Regions from separate parts of the Homo sapiens genome. Here region 1 is linked to region 2. Evidence: chromatin loops called from intact Hi-C (ENCODE). Cell type or tissue: Caco-2. All regions are shown on one strand.

Evidence for each region. Peaks named below come from ENCODE experiments on the same cell type or tissue, not always from the same donor. Only the 100,000 strongest peaks of a DNase experiment are listed, where the experiment ranks them.
Region 1: a loop joins it to region 2, with 2.7 times the contacts of the local background. A loop is called at or near these places in 6 of 110 quality-filtered maps.

The regions. Positions count from the first base shown.
Region 1 is chr20:43,690,605-43,693,104 of GRCh38, forward strand. It overlaps MYBL2 (MYB proto-oncogene like 2), which reads left to right. Exons shown (of 14, transcript NM_002466.4): 6 at 1,553-1,715. Among named protein-coding and RNA genes, the nearest start is that of MYBL2, 25 kb to the left of the region's middle. In Caco-2, a CTCF peak has its summit at 1,524 (motif pointing left); a DNase peak (open chromatin) is centred at 1,547.
Region 2 is chr20:43,557,502-43,560,001 of GRCh38, forward strand. SGK2 (serum/glucocorticoid regulated kinase 2) reads left to right here and starts at 1,526. Exons shown (of 13, transcript NM_170693.3): 1 at 1,526-1,658. In Caco-2, no CTCF peak of the experiment used is centred here; a DNase peak (open chromatin) is centred at 1,470.

The sequences.
Region 1 (2,500 bases), 130 kb after region 2:
CTGAAGGCTTAGAGTGCAAATGATCCGAGGATATTCTCTTAGACTGGGTGCTCAGTTAAGCTGTTACTCTCTGTTCACTTTTCAAGGAAAGAGTATTCTGCTTGGCACTCCAAAGAAGGTGGTGACTACTATGTGTCAGCACAGTACCTTTGTATTTTTAGTAGAGATGGGGTTTCACTATGTTGGCCAGGCTGGTCTTGAACTCCTGACCTCAGGTGATCCACCTGCCTCAGCCTCCCAAAGTGCTGGGATTACAGGCGTGAGCCACCGCGCCTGACCTGCCGCTTGCTTCTCACCACTATACTTCTATACACTTTTGTGGTACTATCCCGTCCTTCTGTATTACTCTATGCCTTTATTACTACATGTTTCTCTGCTACTCTACTCTGTGCTTTATGCTACTGTTCTACTGTAGATGTGTCTCCTCCCTGAATCTTCAGTGAGTGATGGAGTATGACGTAGTCTTCTGACCTTCCAGATAAAGAAACCAAGGCTTAGGGAGGTGAACAGTTCTGGGCCTTCTGCCCTCTTTGGCCACTTATCAGTCTGTGGGAGGTGAACAGGCCTTGCATCTGAGGTCAGCGTGAGACTCAGTGGAAATGAGCAGACAGTGTTGCTTATGGCTTCTACACATTCGAAGTGGGCAGGGAAGGGGGTGAGAGTTCCAAGCACATATCTTCAGTTTTATAATTTTTAAAAAATTTAAAATTTTTTTTTTCATTTTTATTTATTTTTGAGATGGAGTCTCACTCTGTTGCCCAGGCTGTAGTGCAGTGGCGCAATCTCGGCTCATCACAACCTCCACCTCCCGGGTTTAAGCGATTCTCATGCCTCAGACTCCCAAGTAGCTGGGATTACAGGTGCCTGGCATCACGCCCAGCACCTCCCAAAGTGCCAGGATTACAGGCGTGAGCCACTGTTCCTGGTCTTATATATACATTTTTTTTTTTTTTGAGGTGGAATTTTACTTTTGTTCCCAGGCTGGAGTGCAATGGCATCATCTTGGCTAACCACAACCTCTACCTCCTGGGTTCAAGCGATTCTCCTTCCTCAGACTCCCAAGTAGCTGGGATTACAGGCATGTGCCACCATGCCTGGCTAATTTTGTATTTTTAGTAGAGACAGGGTTTCTCTGTGTTGGTCAGGCTGGTCTCGAACTCCCGATCTCAGGTGATCTGCTCGCCTAGGCCGCCCAGAGTGCTGGGATCACAGGTGTGGTGAGCCACCGCACTCGGCAATTTTTTTTTTTTTTTAATTAAAAAAAATTTTGTTTTTTACCTGAACCTGACAGTAGCTGGTGCCATTTTATAATTTTTGCCATAGCCTGAATGATTCAGTTGCTTATTTCACAGAGCTTCGTGGAAATGCTCTGTAAATTATTAGGGCTAGAGACTTGTGAGACTTCATCTTGGAACTGAAAGAGACCTTAGAGTTCATCTAGTGGAAGATTCATTTACAGGAGCAGGAACTTGGCTTAGGGAGGTTAGTGATGTGCCTGATGGCACCCCACCCACAGAGCTGGGGTTCAAAGGCCCCCTGCTGCCCCCTGCAGGACAGACAATGCTGTGAAGAATCACTGGAACTCTACCATCAAAAGGAAGGTGGACACAGGAGGCTTCTTGAGCGAGTCCAAAGACTGCAAGCCCCCAGTGTACTTGCTGCTGGAGCTCGAGGACAAGGACGGCCTCCAGAGTGCCCAGCCCACGGAAGGCCAGGTGAGACAGCTGCTCAGCCTTTGGCTTGGTTTGATTTCACATTCATCTGACACCATCTCATTGAACACCTTGTCCACAGCTATTGGTCAGTTTCTGCCACAGAGTCTAAAAGTGGGCTCTGTGCTTCTGGGGCCTTGTGAGACTTCTGCACATAACTGGCACTTGTCTGCCTGCAGATGAAGGATAGCAGAGCAAGCTGATTATATAAAACTGTGAATTAGTTAAGGAGATCCTCAGCCTCCATCTCTCCTTGCTGGTGGCCACCTTCTTACCTGTTGCTCATTTTAATTTTTTAAAACTGAAAGCATGTTTGCAATAAAAAAATCAGAGGTGGCTGGGTGCGTTGGTTCACACCTGTAATCCCAGCAAGTTGAGAGGCTGAAGCGGGCGGATTGCTCAAGCCCAGGAGTTGGAGGCCAGTTCAGGCAACATGGTGAAACCTTGTCTCTATCTTTTTAATTAAAAAAAATTAAAAAATGTATTGAGTTGTAATTTACGTACTCTAATAAACAGTTTTGAGTTATGACAAAGCATACAGCCATGTAACCACTGTCACAGTCAAGGTATACAACAGTCCCATCACCCCAGAATTCCCTCGTGCTCCTTTTCTTAGCCTTTTTTCGGCCCTTAGCTCCTTGCACTGTGATCTGTTTTCTGTCTCTATAATTTTGACTTTTCTAGAAATTAACAATTAAAATCCTATAGTATTACATTTGCAGGCTGTTTTTTTTGAGACAGAGTTTTGCTCTGATGCCCAGGCTGGAGTTGCAGGGTGTGATCTTGGC
Region 2 (2,500 bases):
GACATTCTTCTGTAAGTTGGAATTATTTGATACACTTTATGCAACCAATACCAGTATGTGGCGTGTTTGGGGGTTTTTTAAGCAGCTCTGGAAGAGCAGAGGAGAGGGAGCTTGGTGGCACAGCAGCAGCAGCAGCAGGAGCTCTGGAAAGGGCAGGACCTTGTGCGCTGCCCTGATTTGCTCTGTGCACTTGGGCCAGCTACCTCCCCTATCTGGACCAGGGCCAGACACATGCTGCTATGTGTGTTGGTGGAGGTGGGGTGTGTGGCCATGCAGGGCTCCTCCGGAGCACAGCAGAGCAGCCGGTGTTTAAGGCACCAGAATTACCAGAAAGTTGTTGACATTTTAATGGAAAGGCAATGGAGGAAGCAGTGTGAAAGTCAGCCTGCTCAGGAGGGGTCACTGGGCAGAGCTTTCCTTACCTGTCCAGGGGTCCAGGCCCTGCCTGTGCCCTGAGTTAGAACCCAGGGCCGGCCAGGCGCGGTGGCTCACGCCTGTAATCCCAGCACTTTGGGAGGCCGAGGCGGGCAGATCACAAGGTCAGGAGATCGATACCGTCCTGGCTAATGCAGTGAAACCCCATCTCTACTAAAAATACAAAAATTAGCTGGGCGTGGTGGTGGGCGCCTGTAGTCCCAGCTACTCGGGAGGTTGAGGCCGGAGAATGGCGTGAACCTGGGAGGCGGAGCTTGCAGTGAGCTGAGATCACGCCACTGCACTCCAGCCTGGGTGACAGAGCGAGACTCTGTCTCAAAGAAAAAAAAAAAAGAACCCAGGGCCTGGGAAGCTTTGGGTCAACCCCCGAGAAAGCCTTCCCTGTTCTCCAGGGTGAACTCATCTCTGGTTCCTGAGCCTCAAATCTCTGAAGGGCAGAGTGGGGCATAGGTTTCAACTCAGCTGTGATTCTCCCAGAACGGTGCCAGGGCAGTGCTTGGTCGGGTAGGCTGTGGGTGGCAGTCTTCGGCTTAACACAAGAAATTGCCAGAGGCTGGCTCAGGGGGAAATGAGCTGCCCAGTCCTGGAAGTTTCCATGAAATGACTGAACATAGGGGCTGGTGGCCCCCATTAGGGAAGGGGTGGAGGAGGGTGTTGTGTGAGACCAACCTTTCAGTTGCTGGTTCACTAGGTTCCAAGCGAAAGGGAAGATGACTCAGCGGAGGGAATCAGGGAAGGCTGTGTAGGAGTCAGCACTTAAGCTGGACCTTGAGAGAGTGCGGCAGTTCCAGTGTTGAAAGGGACTTCAGAAACCGTCCCTCCAGCAGGACACACCATCCGTCACCAATTCACATGAGGCTCAGGGAGCTGAAGTCAGTTGCCCATGGTCACATAACAAGTTGTGCTTTAAAAAATTCAGAGAGTCCCCCAGGCAGGGCCCATCCAGGAGCCAGTGTGTGCAGCCAGCTTGGTAATTCAGGTCCAGTGGTTAATTAGTAACTGGAAGGCCCCGAAGCCAGCTTCCAGCAGGCAGGGCTGGGAGGTTGAACTTGAGCCGGTTTGGGAGCCAGGAGCGAGTGGGTGACAGGTCATTCCTGACTGGGAAGGTTGCTTGACAAGTCAGGATTGTGCCTCCAGTCAGAAGGACCATGAAGAGAGAGAAGAGGGCAGAGCCGTGCATGGGGCTGCTCCCCAGGACCTGAGCAGGAACCTGGAGTTTTCAGGTGAGAGGCTCACCTGTGAGCAGGATACCTGCCTGCTCGCCTATTGGTCTCCAGATTGACTAGTTACCTAGCTAACATCTTTCCTAGTACCTGTTTACTTTCTTTCCTTCCTTTCTTCCTTGGCGACTTCTTTCCCTTCTCCCTCCTTCCTTTCCTTCCTTCCCTCCCAACTATCTGCTTTCTCAGCTGCCTAATTTTCTTCCTCCTTAACTAACCAACTTACATCCTCACTTCCTTCCCACTGACTTCATTTTTTCCTTTTCTAGCTTTCTATTGTCTTCCTGAAATTCCAGGCCGTGGGCTTTGCAGTCAGATGGCCTGGGTTCAAATCCTGGTTATGTCATTTATTAACTGTCTTGATCATGTCACTTCCCTGTCCTTGCCTCAGTTTTCTCCTCCTTGAAACAGGGACGATGATAGTTCCTAACCCGTGGGGTTGTGGGAACAAAATAAGATCAAGTTGGCACTTGAACTGGGCAGGCGTGTAAATGAACAAGTTACAGTGAAGACAGGGACAGCAGCAGGAGAGGGTGCATGGGATCGGAGGGTCATCTGGCTTCCAGGAAAGGCAATGAGAACAGGTGAAAAGGTGAGCTGGAAAGACCAGGTTTGTTGGGGAATGTTCCAAGGAGAGAGAACTGTGTGACACTGTCCCACCCCCACACCCCATTTGGCAGGGCCAGGGAGCTGTAAGCAGGTCCATGTAACAGTGGGACAGAGGGAGGCAAGTCTGGGCTGTGGCAAGTTAGGAAAGGGACAGGCTTGAGGACTCATGGAGGGGCTTGAGTGGGAGTTTGCGGAGTCTGAAGAGTTAGGAGAATATATTGATGTCCAGCTTCTGG